Linked DNA regions of Homo sapiens: regions 2, 3 and 4 are each linked to region 1. The links are chromatin loops, found by intact Hi-C in ENCODE. Cell type or tissue: endothelial cell of umbilical vein. All regions are shown on one strand. Each heading gives the region's core, and the rest is flanking DNA. Links, peaks and the distances in the headings are about the cores only.

What was found. Peaks named below come from ENCODE experiments on the same cell type or tissue, not always from the same donor. Only the 100,000 strongest peaks of a DNase experiment are listed, where the experiment ranks them.
Region 2: a loop joins it to region 1, with 3 times the contacts of the local background. A loop is called at or near these places in 7 of 110 quality-filtered maps.
Region 3: a loop joins it to region 1, with 2.2 times the contacts of the local background. A loop is called at or near these places in 15 of 110 quality-filtered maps.
Region 4: it touches region 1 in a loop (4-fold over the local background); 3 of 110 quality-filtered maps call a loop at or near these places.

What each region holds. Positions count from the first base shown.
Region 1 is chr18:75,211,451-75,216,907 of GRCh38, forward strand. It overlaps TSHZ1 (teashirt zinc finger homeobox 1), which reads left to right. Exons shown (of 2, transcript NM_001308210.2): 1 at 1-466. The coding sequence starts at 427. Among named protein-coding and RNA genes, the nearest start is that of TSHZ1, 3.4 kb to the left of the region's middle. RefSeq lists a silencer at 341-660. In endothelial cell of umbilical vein, for the core only: no CTCF peak of the experiment used is centred there; DNase peaks (open chromatin) are centred at 951, 1,151 and 2,371; H3K4me3 peaks cover 1,139 bases; H3K27ac peaks cover 556 bases.
Region 2 is chr18:74,991,919-74,997,375 of GRCh38, forward strand. All of the region lies in intron 8 of ZNF407 (zinc finger protein 407), which reads left to right. Among named protein-coding and RNA genes, the nearest start is that of PTGR3, 210 kb to the right of the region's middle. RefSeq lists enhancers at 2,829-3,330, 3,331-3,830. In endothelial cell of umbilical vein, for the core only: no CTCF peak of the experiment used is centred there; a DNase peak (open chromatin) is centred at 3,283; H3K27ac peaks cover 2,192 bases.
Region 3 is chr18:75,264,747-75,270,203 of GRCh38, forward strand. All of the region lies in intron 1 of TSHZ1 (teashirt zinc finger homeobox 1), which reads left to right. Among named protein-coding and RNA genes, the nearest start is that of TSHZ1, 57 kb to the left of the region's middle. In endothelial cell of umbilical vein, for the core only: no CTCF peak of the experiment used is centred there; a DNase peak (open chromatin) is centred at 3,125.
Region 4 is chr18:75,277,845-75,283,301 of GRCh38, forward strand. All of the region lies in intron 1 of TSHZ1 (teashirt zinc finger homeobox 1), which reads left to right. Among named protein-coding and RNA genes, the nearest start is that of TSHZ1, 70 kb to the left of the region's middle. RefSeq lists an enhancer at 1,186-1,687. In endothelial cell of umbilical vein, for the core only: no CTCF peak of the experiment used is centred there; a DNase peak (open chromatin) is centred at 2,777; H3K4me3 peaks cover 492 bases; H3K27ac peaks cover 1,328 bases.

The sequences.
Region 1 (5,457 bases), core at 332-5,331:
AAGGCGCAGGGGAGCGCCCGGAGCGGCGCGCCGGGAGGAGCGCCCGCCCAGCAGCAGCGCGGCGGCGGGGAGGCGGCAGCATGGAGCGCGGGCCGCGGGCCGGCCCGCCGAGCGCCCGCTGCTGCGCCCGCGGCCCGCGCCGGGGATGACTCCGGGCTCGGCGCCCAGGCCCCGCGCGCTCCGCCCGCAGCCCGGCGCCGGGAAGCGGGCCGCGCGGCCGCCGCCGCCGCCTCCTGAGCGGCCCCGGGCGCGGCGGTCCATGCGAGCGGCTCCCCGCGGTCCGCGGCGCGCCCGGAGCCCGGAGCCCGCGGGGACGAGGCCAAAGTTGGGCGCGCCGCGGAGTTGCGCCCGCGCCCGGGGCCCCGCGTCCCCGCGCCCCGCGAACTCCGGCGGCGGCTGAGGCGACGGCTGCGGCGGCCGAGCAGCATGCCGAGGAGGAAGCAGCAGGCCCCCCGGCGCTCGGCAGGTAACGGGCGCGCGGCCCGCGCCGCGGGGAGTGGGCGCCGGGAGGAGCAGGAGGAGGGGGCTTCGCGGGCCGAGGTGCGGGACGTGGGCCGCGGGCCGCCCCAAGCTGGGGAGGGGAGGCCCAGCCTGCGCTGGCCACAGTCGTCTGGAGGCTGCGGTCGCCGTCCTCCCCCACACCCCCAACCTGGGCCGGCGCGTGGAGCAGAGAAAGTTCGCGGTGCTTCTCTGCGCTGCGGGAAGCCCGGATGGCCGGGGGAGGCCGGGGGCCGCGGGACGGCGGGTGCTTCTGGCTACCTCAGGAGGGGGCGTGCGCTGAGGGGAAGTAGTTGCTCCTTGGCTGCCGGAGCGCACTGGAAAAGTCCTCCAAAGGCGGGGAGGCTGAACCTGACACTTGAAAACAAGGTCACCAGGCTGGGACGCAAAGAATGTGTTCAGAAGATTTCTCTGGAAAACAGCAGCCTTTAATGTCCTGTGCAAGAGGCCCCCCGCCCCCACTTTTTTTTTATTACCTCTAAAGATGTCTTTTGATCAGGCCAGCACAAGGCAGTGATAGTGCAGACTCTGATTGAACAGAAAAGTTATTTTTCTCTGGAGGAGGAACTGGCAGGAGCTGGTTTTCCTTGTTTTCTGTTTTATTAGAGGATTGCCATCCTTGATTTGATGTGTGATTGATCGCCTGTCATCTGGCAGCCTTTGATCTATTCATTCCTGATAAACATCAATAAATCACTCACCATGGAAACACACATGCTCCTGACAGCTCCGCCACTATCAGGGCAACTTTTCTCTCTCGCTCCCCCTTTTGCTGCTCCATTTTAATTTTGTCTCAGAAGTTTTACAGCTGCAGCATCCCTTAACTCAGCTCACCTACTAATCCATTGCTAAACCTGGGGTGGGTCAGCTGCCGTGCGTTTTTGAGCACAGGTTTGAAAATAGCCCAGTGATTCTGCTGCCTGCTCAAGTCTTGTCTCAGTTTTGGACATTGCGTTTGTGGGGCTGAGAATGCAACCCATATGCCAGTGAGTTATCGCTAAATAATAGAGTAAATCAACTCTCTCCAAGCTCTTAGGGTAAAAATATTAGAAGGAGTGTTTTATGTTTAAACATGAGCGACTCTTTAGCTGTTGCAGTACAGAATAGAATCTGAATAAGTTTGAGTATCACATTCAGTAATGTGCACGTGTTCAAGTCTTTATACGTGCTTTTTCTGGGGAAGCACTTAAAGCAGAGATTACTGCTACTAAAAAAATTTGGGAATAGTATCTACGTTTATGAATGGTTCAGTAAAATAACCTCATCATTTCCATTAGATCACTGATAGAGATGCTCTCAAAGAGTTGAAGGAGATTACCTTATGCTGAGTATTCACAACATAAAAGGAACAGAATGGAGAATATTTATTTTGGAATAACTTTGAGTAATGGAGGAAGAAACCTTTCAAAGAGAGTATCTATGCCACTGGTAGCCCCCAAATAATATAGCTCAGTGTCTCAAGATATTCGCCACTTGCTCATGCTAGAAACAAGAGGTCTTTACATTTTCACAGTTAGAGGGATTTTTTTTTAAATGACAGAATGTACAATAAAAAGTTGTGTTCAGAAAACTACTCCTGTACTCTTAAGAACTTTTGCAGTTAAAATTGCGGTGAATATTTCCAAGGACAAACAAAATGCTGAGGGAATGAGGTACTGCAACTTTAAATACCACATTTTTTTTTTTTTTAAATAAAAGGTTTGAAAGTTGACAAGGGCATGATGGTGCATGGTAATCCATCCTGGCAGCTCTTACATAAAAACAAGCCGTCAAGGCGACTTTTTTCCAATATTGATTTAATTGTCTGTCTTTTGACAGGCACATATATCATTGGCTTTAATGGTCAATCAAAAGTTGGCAGGCTTAGTGTTTCCATTCTTTCCTCTACACGACATTTGGCATACTTAATCAAAATGCTGCAAAGTGATGGCTATGAAGAGTTGATGACTGAGTCATCTGCTGTACAGGAACTTGAGAGGGAAAAAACCCTAAAAAATGGAGCCAAAATATATTTTAGTTGAGAGGAAATTGAGACAGCACATGTTCCAAGTGTCCTGTGTTTTGAAGTGAGATTTCAAAAATAGATTCCATACTAGAAGGTTCTGTGTAAGTTTAATTACAGGGTTTATTATCTCTACTTTGATTCCAAACCTGTGGGATTCTTGTGTTCATTAGATGAGCCATTGTTTAGCTCTTCCCCCCTCACTCATAAAAAGCATTAACGTGGATTCCTAGCAAAATAAGGCTGTTTGCTTTCATCTGGAATTACTTCCATTAACACACGTTGGTTCACACTTGCTTATTTTCACTAATATTTACATTGGCATAAGTCCTTCCTATATTTGTAATGGGCTAGGTGAGAAAATCCTGATTTCCTTCATCTTAAGCGTTTAATAAGGAGCCGTCGATGTTTATAATCTCTGCAGAAGCCAGTCAGATTCCCTCTTAAAGTAGCCACAATGCATTGGTAGCAAATATTATTTGTTCATTTTCTGGAAAAGAAAGAGGGCAATGATATACATATGTGAGTCAAGCGATTTTCCAAAGTGTTTTTATTATAACATCCTGACTGTTTTTTTCTTAAAGCTGCATGTTGGCCTGCCTCACTGTTCCATCCGTAACTGATGAGTTTTTCTTGAGAGTATCTTAGTGTCAAATAATTGATTGTTTGGTAGCCAGGAAGTTGGTGGATGACAGATGTAGAATAGCAATACTTCACAGTGATGAGAGAGGAAGGGAAAATTATCCAAATGAATCCTCCTTATGTAAAAAAAATAAAGAAATACTGCTCAGAGGAAATGGTCCCTTCGTAATGAAGCGGCTTCTTAATTATCAAAAAAGGTAAGGTTGTTTAGCCAGCTTCATTAACAGGCCCCTAATTATCTGTAAACCTGATGGATTTGTGACAGGCGTAACGATTAATGCGGACAAATTCAGTGAGCTGTCAAGTTTGCATCCCGCTTGATGTAATCACGTTGATATTATACAGTCCCCATAGCCTGTAGTGCAGTATTAACTCAATTTGCTGGTGCAGGTGACAAATGGACTTTGCTACCTGACTAATCATGTCACCGAGACAATGCTGCTTAATGACCTCCGTAATCCTGGCTTTGAACTGTGCAATCAAGCCAAGACAGAAAACCAACCACTCAGCTGTTATGTATTTTTATTTCTTCAATGCTGAAGACCCTCATGGTTATAGTTGCTGTGACTTAGACATGCTGTTTTAAGTGAAAGGGAGGGACAGGCCTGAAATAAAAAGTTATTAAAAATCAGTCTTTTCAGGTGTATGCAGAATAGATCTGTACCAGAGAATGTCGCTGGCTGGGAGCACACCGGGCCGTCTCCAGTGATTCTCATGCCATCTGTAAATATGTGGACTAGGGCAGGGCAAGTCTGTGTCTGGGTAAGAATTATACCTGTGAAATCACAGGAGTGTGCCTCTCTCAAGATGGTGAACATCTCAGGCCCTGGTAGGCCTGAAATTCCACCCTGGCACACACACACAAAGAAAACTGATATTGAGAAAAAGCTTAAACGGTGGATATCTCAAATTTTGTCAAGCTGTAGAAATGGATGTTTAGATTCAACACCCCAGTTGTAGCTCTCAGTTGAACAGAGGAGGGAAAATGCTTGATCCTAAAATGGCACCTTTTCCTCCCAGGAAGGCTAAATGATGAACTTCCAACTGCAATATCATTGCAAAATATTAAATGATGTTGATTGGATGAGTAAGTAGATTTCAGAGGTAAACTGCTTTTATAAATAAGATGAACAGGAAATATTCTGTGAAAACATGTAGTGTCTGGATAAACAATTTGTCTTAGTGGTGCCACTGTAATGGCCGCCCTCCTACCACCCTGCACACACAGGTTGTAATCCCACGGGGAGGGGCCGTAGCATGTATTTACATGTGTTCCTTTGTTAGTATTTTGTCAGCTACTTAAGGCTGCCCTGTTCTGCTGGGAGTGTGTGTGCTGGAGTCTCTGTGCTTATACTCTGTGTATGTGTGTCTGTGTGTTTGTGTTTGTGGGTGTGTGGTGGGGGAGGGTTGGAAGGGGAGGGGGGCTGGTCAGTTTTATTCATTCATTCATTCACTAAGAGATTTAGGCGCCGCCTGCGTATGCTTTCTGAATATTTAAGTTTAATTTTGTTAATTATTATTTATTCATACAGGGGGATGAAAATAGTAAGAAACAGTTTTGAATGAAGACCGAAATATCTTTTTTTTAATTGTAGGCATGTCTTATTTCCTACTCACTGCATCTCTTTAGCATAACTGTTAGCAAACAATGGATAATTTTCTTTCATTGCTTATTATGTTAATATTATGTTAATGTATTTAAAAACATCTAGTTGTGTAGTATACTTCAAAATTACTCTTTAAAAAAATGGTGATATTGTGTATTTCCTGTTGCGGTGCTTGTGATGTTTACAGTGGTGGGGTAATTTGTGATGAGCTCTTCTAGGCCAAATAGAAGTGAAACTGGATCTGGGTAGGAAGTTAGAGATTTTATGTTAATGTATTGGGGAGGGGAATACATTCCAGAAAGTTTCTGTAGTATCTATACAGGCCGATAACGAAAACTGTTTCACTGTAAGACCATTTTCTCCCTAAGACTTATCATACCCTTGGTTATAAGAGGTTTTGTGTTGTCTTAGGTCAGAAGTAGTATTTTAGAAATCACTTTGCCCTATTCTGGTCGTTGGATGGCTGCATATGGGTGCAGAATGTGTGAGCTATTTTTTGTGGCTGCTTTTGAAAGCATATTGGTGATGGAGTTGAACCAAGACAGTCGCCCAGGGTGGTGCCCACCAGTGAGGCTTACGTTTCAACAGAGAGCAGGGAGGAGGGCCTGGGTGGGAAGGAGGAAGTGTTGGGGTCAGGATGGTATTGGCTTGGGGAGCTTCTGGAAAGGCATGGTCCACTGGGCCGGGACCCACTCCTGTTTCTGCCTG
Region 2 (5,457 bases), core at 192-5,191, 220 kb before region 1:
AGGTCCAAAGCTTACTTTTTAGCATGAACCTTGTATAAATTTGAACTCTCCAGCTTCGCATGGCACCAGGAAAGCTGAAAGGATATCAGGGTTTTAGGACTTCCCCACTCCTCACAATGGAACTGCCACAGCCAGTGAGAACTGAGGTCATGCATCTTAGAGCAGTAGCATAGGGGAGGGATGAAGATGTATCCAGGCTGAAGCCAGCTGCTGTTCTGAGTGCCCACGATACATTCATGAGCAAAACGAGGAGTCTTGGCCTTCTGGAGTATTTATTCTAGCAGAAAGAGACAGACACTGAACAAAAGGCATAGTAAATAATTACATTCCTTTTTAAAAGATAAAGTACTATAAAGAAAAGACAGTGGAGAAAAATAGTGGGGGTTGGGAGTTCTGGAGATGGCCCTGGGTGGGGAGGAGACAGGCAGTTACCATAGTCGATTGGAAGGTCTGGGTAGGCCTTGTTGGGATGGAGACATAGGAGCAAGGAGTTGAAGGTAATTAGAGAACTCGTTGTGGGTCCGCCTGGCACAAGAGTGTTCTGGGTGGAAAGAAGAACCAGTGCAAAGTGAACTGAAACATCACTGGTGTGATGGGGCAGATTGAAGGTGGGGAAATCCGCATTTCCATGGTGAGCTGAGGATTCGTGGATAAGAGCTGGATGACATCAAGAAGGGCTGTGAGCGTCACGGAAGGTGGACCTTCAGACTTCTGTCGAAGAGAAAACTACAGTGAGGGGTCTCCCCTGGGACAGTTGGAGTTTGTTTATTTGCAATAAGGCAAGTGTTGTTGTTTGCAGAAAACTGTGACAAGGCCCTTTGCATAGAAGTCTCACAGTGATTTTTGGGATGGGCACAAAAGAGTGAACATTCTCACTTCAATTTTAAGAAGACAAAGATTCAAACAAAAAATAAGCAAAAGAAGATATTTAAGCAGCCAAAAAGCACATGAAATGATGCTAATCATCGCCAGTTTTTAGGAACGTGAAAATTAAAACTATAATAACATGCCACTGCACACCCACTAAGATGACTGAAATTAAAAAGACTTAAGAATGCCAAACATTAGTGAGGACATGGAGGAGCATCTGGAATTGTTGGGCATTGCTGGTAGTACTGTAAAAATGGTACAGCCAATTTGGAAAACAGTTTAGCCATTTCCTGTAAAACTAAACATATACTTACTTACCATATGACCCAACGATTCCACTCCTAGGAATTTACCCAAAAGGGATAAAAGCAAAAAGCATATATTCATGCAAAGATTTATATATGAATATTTATGATAGTTCTATATGTTTATAATAGCTATTTATAGTCAAAAGCTAAAAATAACTCTAGTGCCCATCAACAGCAGATGAATGGACAATTCATCCGTAACATGGAGTATTAGCAATAAAAATGAAGGCACTATGGATGCACTACATTATGGATGAGTCTCAAAAGTGTGCTAAGCAAAAGCGCAGACACAGAAGAGTGCACTCTGCAGTTCCACTCATTTCCCGAGCCGCAACAGGCAGTTCTCATCCATAGGGTTGTAAGCCAGAGCTGTGTTTTCCTGGGGCTGGGACAGGGGACCTCAGGAAAATTCTGAGGGTAATGAAATTATTCTATATCTTATTTGTGGTGGTGGTTACAAGGGTGAGTAGATGTGTCAAAACTCATTGAGCTATACACTTAGAAGTGTATCCAATTAACTGACTATAAATTACACTTCAGTAAGGTTGGTTTTAAAAAATGTTTGAAGCTAAACTGTTAAGAAACAAAAAAATACGCAGCGATTAAGTAATAGTTAACAGTGTTCCCTAATCTAAGGAAAGCTCGTCAGAAAACTGTATTTAGGGCTGGGCTTTAAATGGTTCAAATGGTGAACACTCCTTTGGGTATAGGATATGGAAAAATACTTTGTAATTTAAGATGCAGAAAAACAATTTGAATCAGGTAAGCTCTCATTTAGGAACATTCTTCTAAATGACTGGCGTGTATTTTAATAAGTGACTGAAGTGTGAGAGACAAAGACTGGTGCACTATTCCAGAATAAAGGAGATTCACAGACACGCCACATAATGCTGTGGTCCGGTTTGGACCCTGCGCCAGAATTTCTTCTTCTTTTATCTGTTTTGCTATAAACCACATTGTTGGAACATCTAATGAAATTAGAATAAGGTCTGTAGATTGGAGAATATTAGTGTATCATTTTTAAATCCCACAGTTTTGTGCATTGTTCTGTGGCTGTGTAAGAGAAGGTCCTTGTTCATAGGAAGCTCACAAGTATTCATGAGTAAAAGAGCATCAGTTCTTCAGCTTACTCCCAAATGGCTCATAAAAAAAAAATGTGTATATATAGAAAGAGTAGATAAATGCTGTAAAACATTTACAATGAGATAAAAGTATAAGAGAGTAGTTCTTTGTGCCATCCTTGCAACTTGTAAATTTGACATTATTTCCGCTTAAAAAGTTACAAAAAATAAGATCAAGATCCAGGTTGTGTCAAAGGGCTGTTTGCTGAAAAGCATGCAAATTTCCTGTGAGGAAATAACTGGGAAGAGCCACAGAAGTGATGAAAATGAACATTTCCAGAGAAATTGTGTCTGGAAAGTCTGCATCCTTGTTTAAAGCAAACAGTCAGGAAGGAGGCCAGTGGCAGAAGGGGAGGCAGTTCGACCCTGAATGTGGACTGTCCCTGCTGGTGTGTGTCCATCTGTGCAGAGAGCAGGGCTCATGTTTAGATTCTCAAACGGTAGGGAGTATTACAGTGCAGTTCACTTTGGACACGTGTCCTATGACCAGGAAACCATATGCAAAAGACGGCAGCGGCACTCAGGACCCAGCGACAGGAAGAATAGATGATGGAAAGGGCCGGGGAGGGCACTCGTGGGCAGTGAGCGGCCACAGCACAGTGTGGACAGAATTCTGGGAGTGACTTTGAAGACAGAGTTGAGATTTTTTTCTACAATTGATGAGGGTGGAAGAAGTTTATTATTGATTTATCAACTATCTAGACATAAAAGCAACGAAATTTCAAGGAGACGAAATGGTGTCCAAATGTTAGAGAAGTGACAAGCCGTGGTTCTGCAGCTGTATTCATTTTAAGCAGGCTAGAAATCTTTACTCAATGTATGTATTTTCTTTCTCTGACTTCCTGTGTGAAAAAACAGTTTGACACCCTGAAATGACTCACATCCTGAATATGTTGCTAATTGAATATTTATCGAAGGCTGACTTATATTTGCAAATTCATGGAATGTAAAGGACAGTGGAGCTAGATCTGCGTGACTGCAGGGGCAAGTGTGAACGGCAGGGCCTGGCTTGGGCGATTTGAGTGTGCCAGGAGCCGTGGCACCTTAGGGCTAAAGGAGACCACATCCATGGTAAACAGCATTCTGGATGCTGTGTGGAGAGTGGCCAGAGGGTCACAAAAGGGGCAGCCAAGAGACAGGTTCAGAGACTACTGCAGTAACCGAGCTGAGGGTGATTCGATCCTACACTGGGTTGCAGTGTGGGTGGACCAGTTGTGAAGTGGGCAGGTTCTAAAAAAAGCATTAGGCTATCAAAGAAACCTTAACACTGATCCTCACAGAAAATAGTATTTTATTCGCTTCCTAAATTATTTTGCTGACCGTGCTGTTTGTAGCTCTGGGTCAGCTCTGTCTCACTGTGCATTTGTTATATTTCTTTTTTCTTTCTGTTTTCTAGATTATTATCAATGAAGTCTTAATCTTTTTTAATGAAATCATTTGGAAGAGGCTTTGGTGGGAGAGGCAGAAGGGAGGGTGACAATGCTGGGCCCTTCCTCTGTCTTTTTCTGGGCAGTTCATTCGGCTGTGCTCTGAGGCTACCATTTCTTGTTTAAGAGATACCGAGGGACTTGTGCTTGGCTCTGCTTTTTTCCTTAGACAACTTTGTGTTAGATCAGGGAAATCTATATGCATTCAGAGTGAGTGGTTTTGTTATTTTTACTTTGAGAATTTTTAGAATTGTTAGAAGCTTGGGATTATAAGGCCATGTATTCTTAATATATTAAAATTCAGTTTTAACCACTGTGATGTGAATACATGGTCTTTGGAAGCTTTTAAAGTAAATTCTTTCAAAATACATGATAAACTCAGCATTAGGTATCATATCTAGAAAACTACTCAAGTTTGGTTTTAATACTAAACAAATAGTGTTCAGTATTGAAATGTTTACAAATTGAATAGTAGGATTTTATGTTAATCAGCCCGCTGAAAACGGAGGCAGGACTTTATGAAACAGAGAAGGCAGCTTCCGTAAGGTAAATCCTACTAGATGAGGCAGGCGCCAACAAGCATTTTCTTAGTTTTTCACAGCGGTGGCTTTTGAGGCTGTAAAATGATGACTCTGGCCTCCTGTGTGAATAAGAGCATTTAAGGTGGACAGTTTGGGGTTTCAGTTAGTCACCTTCCTTGATTTGAGAAACGCTTATCACTTATTATGGCAGTAAAAATGATTGGTTACTTACAGTCTTAGGACATATTTTAACTGTGTTACTTGGGCATTCTGGATGTGTTTTTATTTTAAAATGTATTTAGAAAAAGGAAATGAAGTCAGGAGGTGAACGGCAATAAGTGTTTAATAGTCGCAGATGCACAAAAGGCAGGGCTCTGATTTCGTTATTCAACCTTTGTGCACAGGCAGAGAGCAGCTCAGAAAGTGATTCTTCGAATATGGGATGTAGAATTAGGTTACAACTTCTGCTGATGAAGAAAATGTGAGGTTCCGAATGGACATTAGACATTTTAGATTAGAAAGAGGAAAGGAAAGTAATGAGTCCTATTTCTAAATGAATTTAAAAAGCAATCTGATTTTAGTTCTTGCAAGGCAGAGAAAATAAAATAAAAACTATCGTACTTTATTTACTAACCAATGAATTGAATTGTCTGCCTTTTATTACAGATGTAAAGTAAAGACTATGAAGAGACAATCATTTTTGTAGCTATCAGACTTTCAGTAACATATCTCTTGTGGTTTAAATAACAGATAGTTTAAGTGTTTTTCCATTACCTTTGTGTAAATGAAAAATGCATAAAATATTTTAGCAAGGCAAAGTAATCCAAGGAGATTGTTATTTTGTGTTACAAATTAGGTTATTTCTGTCATAAAATTAAAGAAAAAAATCAACGTTAGGACATTTCAGCTTAATATCATTTACCAGAAGGCATGTGTAACAGATTTAATGAGCTAGCAGGTCACCTGAATCCAGCTGTTCCCGACCAGCTTTATGAAACAGAGAATGCAGCTAGCAGTGGGAGGTAAGCATTATTACAAGCTCTCAAGGAGTTACAAAATCGATTTCTGCTTGAATGAATTAATTTAGATTATCAATTTATAACCAGCTACACGAATCCCATCAACTCAACAGTTCCGTGAATGATCAGGTTCAGTCCTTGTAAGGGCTTCACAATTAGGGGCCTCTCGCAGCTCTGCAGTTAGCACCTGC
Region 3 (5,457 bases), core at 366-5,365, 53 kb after region 1:
TATGCATACTTAAATGTCTTTTTAAAAGTTTATTCTTAAACTTTAGTGTCAAATCTGTTATTTTAGAAGGAATTTTTTGACATTGAGGAGACAAACATTTCTAGTTATGAATTCTAGGCATTTTTTACTCAATTACGCTTTAGGCAAAGATGTACTATCCACAGCTAAAATAAATTTCTACTTTCTGTTTCTTCTCACTTCTCACAAGAGTTCAGCACAAAACAAGTGTTATTAAGAGAGATTTTTTGGCTTAAATTGGTACGTTAAATATGCTTCTGTTTTAAAATATTTTAATTTCATAGAGCAATTTTACATGCAGAATGTGATCCCACTTGTTCAAATCTTGGACCGTGGTAGAGAAATGTTTTGGAAAGCAGCCCACTTTGACCTCTTCTTTCCCTTTTATCTCGACATCTGTGAGTTTTAAAGCAAAAAAAGAAAAAAGACTTTTAAGAGAAATTTGTCTTTGAGTGGAATGTTTTCTTGTAGTTCACTGAGGTGGGATTCCTTTGGCTCGTCATGTATGTGTGCTTGAGTAAGTAGAAACACTTTAAGAAAAGTAAACTGTGCTTTTCTACTGTCATATTTGATTTGGGCTGCGTCCTGATGGTTGTTTGAAGCTAACATGAAATGCGATGCCTGCCTGACCCATTTTAGCAACCCATTATCATAATTTCACTGTCGTATGGCCGCTGAGTTAATGTACTTACAAATGACAGAGAAAGTGTGTTACATGACCTTAGGGTTTTCAAAAATTAAATGACGTCGTAGGTCGTATTTCAAAGAATAGCTAAGGAGAATGGTTTTCTTTGCTGCATAAAGTGTCACTGTGCATAGCAACAGGATATTGTATTTCTTTTTTATTACGCAAAAATGTGAAGCTTTTAAACTCCTAGATTCCCCACATAAAATTTAATATTGGGGTAGAGAATGAAACATCCAGTGGATAAATCTGCTTCTCCCCCATCTCATTCCCTCTCACTTTCTAGACGAGACCCCTTCCAAGCTCAGAAATGCAGAAATGCTTTGTCATTTTCTTGTCCGATGATGAATTTACTATTTCCCCCCCTTACTCGAATCTCATGAATTCCCACCTAAAAGGCAATAAAGTACTTATATTTACTGAAATACACTTTTCTAGGATTGCTTAACAATACACCGTCTTTTTTCTTGTCGGATTTGGGAATCAGTTTACAAAAGTGTTCTTTGGAAAGAACCGAGCCTTCTAGCCTGAGGAAACTCTTAATTAAAGCAAATGGTATCAACATTGTATTACTGCACAGAGACCTGCACTGCTCACCTTTTTTGGTGTCCTGAGCCTAGACCGCAGAGGTCCCCATCCCCGGGTGAGTGATCGATGCTGTCCCGTTGGACAAGGTTTACTAGAAGGGTGACAGACCACAGCCCATGATACACATGTGGTGTGGGAGGAGACTTGCAGCCCGGTGCTAGGGCCTCACCCTGTCCTCACACTTAGCTGTCGAAGTCAACTCATCTGTTCTAGAGTTCTCTTTCCAAGTTAGGAATAGATCAAACAGTAGCTCTTTGAGGAAAGCCTCTGACTTCAATGCAGTGGATTGATCATAGGTTGTAGATAATACTAGGCCTCCAAGTAAAAACAAGAATTCACAGAGTACCCTTTCATTGAGTTCGTGTGCAGATAACATAGGTCCCCATGTAATGAGGCAGGAGATTCGAGGAGGGGTGGGTGTGAGCTCCTTACAGACCTTGGCTAGAATATTCATGAACAGAAATCCAACTTGTATGTAGAAGTAATAGTAATTAATGCAGTCCTCAGGAAGCACAACAGAGGATAGGAAAACAGGTCACAGTCTTATATTCTCTTGAAACATAAGGATGTCTTTTGAAAGCCAAAAAGTGGCACTAAAATTGAACAGCTTAAATTTTCTTTCACCTACCACCTGCAGACTGCAATTGATGGTGCCTGAGTCAAGAACTGTAGTTGTGGGCTCCTATAGATCACCTGCAGGAGCTGGGCGCTGAGTCCTGGCGGGGACTCCCTGGGACTGTGTTCAGTGCAATTTGTAGCCTTACAAATGTCAGATCTTGTTACGCCCCTGGCAGTATTGACATAAAGAATATTATTTAAAGTTTCTAAAATGTGATGAAGCTTCTAAATTTAATCTGCACTGTATTATGCACCAAAATTAAATTGCAGGGAAAAAAGATGTGGTTGCAGTGTGTGCTTAGAAATGACTTGTCATAATGAAATTTCTTTTACCCAAACAATTAAGAGCATTTTCAAAATTTTCTGACATAGCCAAAAAGTTTTTATTTCTGTTATAGACTTAGTAGCTCTGAAAATTGCTTTATTTCCTTGATTTCAATGGACACAAATTGCATGGCTCTATTTTTTCTTAAAATGAATATACACCATGATTACAGAAATACTAAAATGTGTCCTCTGGGGGAAAACCTCATTTTACATTGCAGCTCTGCTCATAATCCTGCGAAAGCTGGTGTGAAGCCGTCTTTTTCCGAGTTGAAGAAATGATGCCAACCAAAAACAGGTTGATGCTGCATCTTGGACACATAGGATAGTCACAGAACAGACAGACCCCATCTCACCCATAGACCGTGGAGTCAGGCAGCCACACTGTGTGTGGGCTTAGTGGTAAGGGTTTCTTCAGAGGTTTGGCATATGGAATAAGAACCAGAGATGGGATTCAAGGAGATGGAACGCTGCTCATTGCTTCCAGAGCGTAAACAGTGGTGGGGCTGCGCCAGTGGGTCCTGAAACACATCACGGGCAATAGGCTTCGAGTGTCTCGAATTAGGAGGAGACATTAGGAGGAGAGAGGATAAAGGAGAGGGAAGGAGTTCAGTTCTTTCCTAAATGGAGTGAATAAGCAGGTACTGTTAAATGATAGCCGTTTCTCACAGAAATGATGCTGGGTATAAGAAATGCTTCTGAAAAGAGGAAGAGAGACCTTTCGTATGCATATTCAGTTCTGACACATGCTTGAGTATGAGAAAGATGGTGAATGTTTTGCACAAGTGGAGATGCATAAAATCGGGCATTCTGAAACAATAGCAGCACAGTATCCTGTATGACATTTTACATCGTCTCCTCGACACAGGGCAGACAGCACTACACCTCATGACTGCAACTTCTAAATGAATCTCAGGGACAAGGTCAGAATTTCCCCTCCCCTCTGAGTCAGCTTCCTTAAGAAGAAGTGGGTTCGAAGGGGGTTATTAACAATATAAATCGCCCTTCCTGTCAGTCAAATGCTCAGAAATGCAGGACATGATACTGGCCGTTTTGGTGACAGAATATAAATCACCAAAGATTAAATTATTAGATAATTTGGAAACTTAACAGTTTGCATTTTGCACTTCCAATTGTTTTGCTGACTTGCACTTTTCTTGGCTGTCCAGGGTTTTATTAACCGTCTTTAAGACATCTATCACCTCCTTCCTCTTCATTTTCCAATGGGCAGATTTTCCCAGGAAGGAGAGTTGCAGCACTGATGCCTGCAGTCGCTGCTCCAGAAAGATTGCTGTATTTTCATTGACATGCCGTGCATTACCATAATTGGCTTTTCTACATGATAGGAGAGAGGAAATAATAATGTCATTTTATTTACAGCCAGAGTGTCGCTTTATGAGACTTCTCCAAGTTTCTGCCATGCTGTGTAGGTCAAATGACATCTTTTGATCAGTCCTGTCCAAAGACATCAAAGCTGAGTGGCATGTAATGGAGACCTAGTGACAAACCAAATCTAGAAAAGAAATAAGACTGCCAGTTTCCCATTAAACTGCCTGCTAAACAGCGCAGCTTCCCCGTGTCGGCTACAAAACCACTCTGACCACCTAAATCAGGGGAATGAAAGGAGGCTGAATTGGACATTAGTACTGCAAATGACTGCGGTGATTGCCACGACTTCCCTCCTCCCCCTCCCCAAAAAATCAGCGAGCAAACCATGCGAGTTACAGTGAGACTGCTCTGTGCCCATTCATTTCCCTCCTGCCATTTGCTGGTTTTCTGATCTGGTTTATTTAGGTTTGACATCAGCCAAATGGTGTAGCGCGATGTCTCTGACAGATATTCTTACTGATTTAAAGGGAGGCACAACTCAGGAAAGATGGATCTTCTGAGACAGGATTTCAGAGTGGCTGTTTTTCCCTTTTCCACCCCATTTTCCTCTCTTTATGATTCCAGTTGATGTGTTGTTCCTATTCACAGTCAAATCATTAGAGCCTTCAGAACTTGGGAAGAACTGTGTTTGATTGACGACAGTGAGGCTTCATGTTGACTGCCACATGGGCTAGGTGGCCAGCATACTGGAAATACGATTTTTAAAAAAGTCTCCTGAAACACGTATTTTATGCTAGAGATTGATAAAAGAAGTATTTCTGCTCTAATACAGCAGGGTTCACCTTCCCAGGTGATTGGGCCACATGGAAATTGACATCACATGTATGGAAAAAAGCCACAGCCTCAGTGCATTTATCTGCATCAGTTTGCTTTGGATTACATGCAGCGTCTGCTCATTCTGTAATTCACTATCCAGCCTGTAGTTATGGAACAGCTACTTTGTTCCAGGCACCATGTTAGCTGCCAGGATCCAAGGTCCACTACGATGTGGTTCTGTGCTCAAGGAGACCTGGCCCAGCAGGAAGACAGATCACTAGACCCGTGGTTACCTCCCCTGTGCTATGATTAAGTGGCTGCAGGGTGTGGGGGAATCATGAGCTGGGGGAAGTTGGGGGAGGGCCCTGAAGGCTGGCAGGTGGCAATGCTGGAGCCTGTTTGTCGAGGGGCAGCTGTCGGGTGGAGCAGAGCTGACTCCACAGAGGGAGCCTGGCTGGTGTGGTTGGAAACAGACGTTTTTGATCCTCTTATTTTTCTATTGTAGTAAAATGTACAAAATTGATACGATATATAAAATTATATTAACTCTTATTAAGCGTACAGTTCAGTGGCATTAAATACATTTGCATTGCTGTGTAGCCATCACCACCCCATCCATTCCCAGAACTTTTTCATCTTCTCAAACTAAACTGAAACTCGGTACCCATTGAACAGTACCCCTCGTTCCCAGCCCCCCTGGCTCCCAGCAGCCACCGTTCTACCTTCTGTCTCTGTGATGAAGCCTGAGTCGACGTGGCTGGAAACAGATTCCGACAGGGCTTTGTAGCCATCCCATAAATGGCAGTCCTGAAAATAGTGTCCTCTGTAGCCTGTCATAGCGGATACATGTGACCAGAACTTTTAGGGAGAACTACCCAAGACCAGTTTTGTTGACTTTCATGTAGACAAGAACCTGATTTTGCAAACAGCCTATTCCGAAATTGGAATCAGTTTTAAACTCATGCCACTTACAGTTGCTGATAGAGATGGCCCATTGCGGCATTATGATTGTGTGTCAGGTTGTGTGTCCACCCCCGGCTGTGGGGTGGACCATCTAGGTAAAGCCCCTGCTCCTTGTC
Region 4 (5,457 bases), core at 123-5,122, 66 kb after region 1:
CCATAAATACTTCCTATAACCCCAAAAGACATTGTTCCAATGGGGACAGTGGTTGTTCCAGTGGGGAAACCGAGGTCCCAAGGAGCGAGTGAGTGTATCGGGTCACACTGTGTGTATGTATCTGAGCCTGGGCTCCTACCATGCTCTCCAGACATCAAATCCGTACCTTCCATCTCTCTCTCCTTCTGCCACGCTAAGGGGGTGGGTGGGGGGATCTGTTCTACTAAAGAAACCACAGCAATGGCCACGTTAGTGTAAGCCCCATAGAGGCGAACCACTGGGGTGTCAGTCCCACCCCAGTTTACTCTGTCTTTTCAGGCCCAGGCTCCTGGGGAGCACCCCTTTGGATCACCCCTGCACACATCCAGGGTGGATTAGTGGACCTTGCTGTGTGTGACAGGTATAGCCTGGGGGTGGGTTGGAGGGGGGCTGGCTTCCCAAAGTGATTTGGCACATTCCTCCCTGATACAGACGTAGCAAAATCCAAGCACTCCTTCCTTGCCTAGTACGGAGGCCAAGGTGCTGGGTTGCTCCTGTTTGGAGGCACCTGGGTTCTGGGTTGGAATTTCTCCTATCTCAGGCTTTGTCCCGTGACTCCTGGCCGCCTTCTCCCCAGGTCCTAAACTCTAAATGAAACTCTGTTGATTTTCAGTCCTTCTGAGTGATTCTGGCCCTGGGATCTGGTGCTCTCTGCCTGCTCCCCAGTTTTGGAAGGGTACGGGCCCTTGTTGGGGGCCTGTGGGGGCAGAAGAACCAGAAGACTCAGCGCACCGTGAAAGACCGGGGGTGGAGGGAGGCAGAGGCTGCTTGGAGCCTGGCCTGCTGCTGCCTGGTTGAGCCTTGGGAGGGTCCTTGGCCACTCAGCTGTGACAGGGGAGATCAGAAGCGCAGGTCCTCCAGTGCTGGCTGCTGGAGGTGGTCGTCCGGAGGTGGTGCTGTGGCTCCAGTTACTATTATTATTTGTATTATTATTGAGTCCTTGGAACTAAGCCAGGCCTCGAAGGGTCTTGGAATGATGCGAGGAAGAGGGTAAGGTGAGGCCGGCAGTCAGTCACAGGTTTAATATGGAGTCTTTCATGGGGCGCCCTCCTGCCCACCTCCGTCTGTGGGGTCGTTGAGTCCCTTGCACCCACTAAGTCTGTGGCTGTCCCAAAGACCGTTCCCTTCCATGGTCACAAGAGCTTCAGACAAGAGGCCACTCTGACCAGCACTTCAGCCTCAGGGCCCCTGGCCTGGGGTGGTGGGAGAATGGTGAGGATGTGCTTTATTCGAGGGGGACAGGAGAGCTGCTTGGGGTCAGGAGGGCGGGTTCGGGCTAGTGAGAAATGGTGCCCAGTGATGTGGGGTGGAAGGGAGGCCGTCCTCCCAGCTGTCTTGAAGGTTTATGCTTCCTCGCATCTCTTGTAAGTTAGAGGGGAAAAGTTTAGCTAGTTAAAAAAATAGATATGATGAGCTAAAAGAACATAGTAGAATAGTAAAATAGCTGAAAAATAGAAGATGATCAGGATTCAATAAACTGGAAGAGTATATGATAAAAGTATAAATGCCAGAAGGTTCAGAGGGCAAGGACAGCAGTGAGCAAACCCCATCAGCTAAGGCCTAGCATGGTGACAACTGTGTGTGGGTGAGCCGCCGGCCCTCCTGTTTGTCAGACACTGCAGCCCCTCCCATGGGAAGGCTGGATGGAGAACCCCCTGCAGTGGCTGTGGAATTGAGGAGCTGGAGCAGGAGGACGGTGGGAGGCGGCCACTGTGGTTGGGGACCTGGGGGACCTGGGGCAGAGCAGCCCAGGACAGCCTCTCTGGCAGTGCGGGGCAGGAGCTCACTCATGTTCTCAACCCAGACACCATCTGCATCCCTGATGGTTCCAAATCCCCTTTCATTTTTAACATTAAAACACAGTAACAATTAATAAAGCCTTTCACAACATTCCTGCCCCGGGCTGGGCCCTGCCATTCTCCGTGCTCCCCAGTTCTCGGGATCTGACTGCTGGCTGTGGCTGTGGCTGGTAGACGTTCCGTGAAAGTTTGCTTCTAGCGAATTTATTCCAGTAATGGTGTTCAATGGCTAGTCCATGTTGGCTGAACTGAAAATATTGAAGATTTCAAAAATACAGATATTCGTGAAGAACCACTTCATTCAATGATAAATAACTTGTGTATTTATTATCTAGATAGAAAAACACTGTAACATTCTTTGAAAAGGATTTTCTCTTTGTACTGTGTATATAATTTTGTCTTCTGCTTTTTTCATTTAATGATTTTCTCCATGTCATTAAAACATACTTTCTCATGTTTGAAGGATACTGCATCCTGGGAATAAACACTAGTTCATGTAACTACTCCTTATTGTTGAAGATTTAGACCGTGGCAAGTTTTATGTGTGTAAAAGGACATCTTGTATAAGGGACATCTTTGTGCATGAAGCTTTTTCTGCATTTCATATTAACTTCTTAGGCTAACTTCAAAAAATAAAATGATTGGGCTAAAGAGCATCAATGTTTTAACATTTCTCTCCCTTTACTCTTTTTCTTTGAGATTCTCTCATTTATAACACTGTGTCTGGCACATAATGGCTGTTCTAAATACTTAATACAGAGTTACTTTTGGTCATTCATTCATTCAAAAACATTTACTCCATATCTTCTCTGGCATTTAGATGTTAATGAGACAAAAGAAAATAACTTGATCCCGATAGTGGCAAAGGGGAAAGACCAGGGCTGGGAGTCAGTGACTCGCTTTCAAATCATGTTTCCATCATTTGTTTCCTGTGTTACTTTGGGGAAGTCGGTCAACTTCCCCAAGACTCTGTTTTCTTTCCTGTGGAAAAGGTGTTTCAGTGATAACTTAGCTTAAAGGGTTGTGAGATTAAATGAAGCAATGGGATGAAAATACTCAACCCAGAGGCGCAGGAGCCTGTGCCGTGTGAGCTGAGTGAAAGAAGTCACAGCTCTATGAGGAGGACAGACAGGTAACAGCTCCAGATTCTTCCAGGAGTGGTGAATTCCGTGAGGGGATTGAGAGGGTGGCATAAGGAGATGACCTTTGAGCCTCCCTGGAGGGATGAGGGAGGGCCCAGTAGCTCACACCAGGCAGAGAGTCGGGGAGGGCTGGCATCCAGACTGGGCACTCCCCTGCAGGGGAAGGGCTGCCTGGGACCAGATAGATAGAGCGGGCTGGGCACAGAGGGCTGGGCACAGGCGGGGCAGCGGTGAGGGTCCAGACGCCCTGCCTGGGACACGCAGCTTCAGCAAAGGCTTGCACTCAGGGTTGTCGGGAGCACAGCGTCTGCTGGAAGGGAGAATGTCACGGACCAGGAGTGGAGCGAGGTCATCTGGGGACGTTGGAAGGCTCTGGCCACAGCTGGTCATCAGTGCGGGGGGCCAGTTTGGATGCGGGGCCTGAGGACCAGGAGGCTTTGAGGATGGCGCTGCTTTTCTGCCTCGGATACTCTCGTTTGGGGTTATTCGGTAACGTCTGAATCTGGAGATTCAGAAGGAGGAGAAAGTGTGCTGTTGTTTTGAGGAGGAGGGTGCTGGAGAGGGCGGTGGGGTGTCATTTTGTTTGCACACAACGTAGGTGTGATGTGGAGCACCCGTGTCACATTAGATCTGTGGCAGAACAGTGGGGCTCCTTCCACGGGCCCTACATGGGGCCAGGCCCTGAAAGCACCATGGGGGTGGCATGACAGGCGTCCTCCCTGATGGGCCTGTGTCTGGCAGGTGTGCAGGGGTGCTCATGGCTGTGGTCGGCACAGGCCCTGGGGTTGTGGAGAAGGTGAGATTGGCCAGAGAGAGGCTGCAGTAAGAACGGGCAAGAGCAGGAGGCAGACCTGGGGATGCGGCAGCTCAGAACGGGGAGCGGGTAGCGGTCACCGAGGGTCTGGAGACGAGGGAGAGGGCCACATGCTGCTCATGGGTGCAACCGGGTGGGGAGTGAGAAGTTGCCTCCAGATGGCATCTGGAAGGGGGGCATGCTAGGTGCGGGCAGGGAGAGCCCGAACCTGTGGGGGCCCAGCCTTCACCCTGGTCCACACGGGGCTCCCTGCCTTCCAAAAGTGTCCCTCACCTACCCGGTCAGAGGCTGCCTGATCACCCTGCTTTGCTTCTTCCCTGGGACATGAGTCCCCGTCCCTAGGGCAGGGACTTTATGGACCCCCTCCTTCGACGTCCGCACTCCCTGGAGTCCACACAGGGCCGTGGACATCTGCGCAAGGAAATGGCTTGCTGGGAAGATGACTTCTTAGGAGGGCCTTCTCGTTCTGTGGATCTGTGAGGTCCAATCTGTTCTGACACACATTGGCGATGAGATACATTGTAGCTCAGCCTAGGAACTTCCCGGGTGCAGAATGGACTGTCTTGGAGCGTGGTCTGGACAACGCTCTGTGCCTGCTGGGAGCATGAGGGTGCAGCATGGTGTGGGAAGAGGCCATCACCATGTGAGATGCCGGGCCAGGCCCTGAGACGCAGCCCTGACTCCGGACCCTCATCCTTTGTGGGCACCTGCTCCAAGCAAGGGGATGAGGATTGGTCAGTGTTGAACACACCTAGAGGCATGAGAGTAAGTTTCCCATTTCTGTGTTTTCAGTGTTGAGAGGAAAGCCTGCCAAGGACAGAATTGTGTCCCCGTCATTCATATGTGGAAGACCTGACTCCCATTGTGGCTGTATTTGGAGAAGGGGCCTTTAGGAAGTAATTAACATTAAATGCGGTCACAGGGCCGTCGTCCAACAGAGGTGGCCTTAAAAGAAGTGGAAGAGCTCTCTCTTTCCACCTGCTGGAAGGAAGAGCCATTCAGGGAGAGAGCTGCCATCCTCAAGCCAGGGAGAGCCCTCACCAGAAACCAAACCCTGCCAGACCTTAACCTGGGACTTCCAGTCTCCAGGACTGGGAGAAAGGAAGTTCTGTTGGTCAAGCCATATCCGCATACGGTATGTGGATATGGTAGCCCAAGCTGACGAACACAAAGTCACTTATTAGCACACACAGGTTGGCCGCCTGCTGTGGGGTGGGCCATGGGAGGGCTGGTTTAGCCTGTGCAGCAGCCTTCAGGCACCTGTGGCCGGGAGCAGAGGCACACAGAGCAGTGCGCCAGCAGTGACGGGCTCCCCGAACTGAGCAGATCCAAGTCAAGCTAAACGTTTCCTTTGCATTAGTGGCCATGAAACTCCCTTTCACAAAGATGGGTTGACGAAAGCCGTGAGGCCGTTTCCTATAGTCGATCCTGATAGAAGGGCCTCCCGCACACAGTGGGAGGGGCCTGGGGCCAAGGCCAGCACATGCTCAGGCCTGCCGACATCTTAAACCTGGGCCTTCTGCCTCCCCTGGGCGTTGCCCTGCCCAGCACATCCTGCAGCCTTCAGAGTCACCCTCTGAATCCACAGAGGAGCTGCACCTTGTAGCCCAAGCCAACATGGCCCAGGCCAGGCTGGTTCAAAGGTGATGAGTCTGACCAGTGG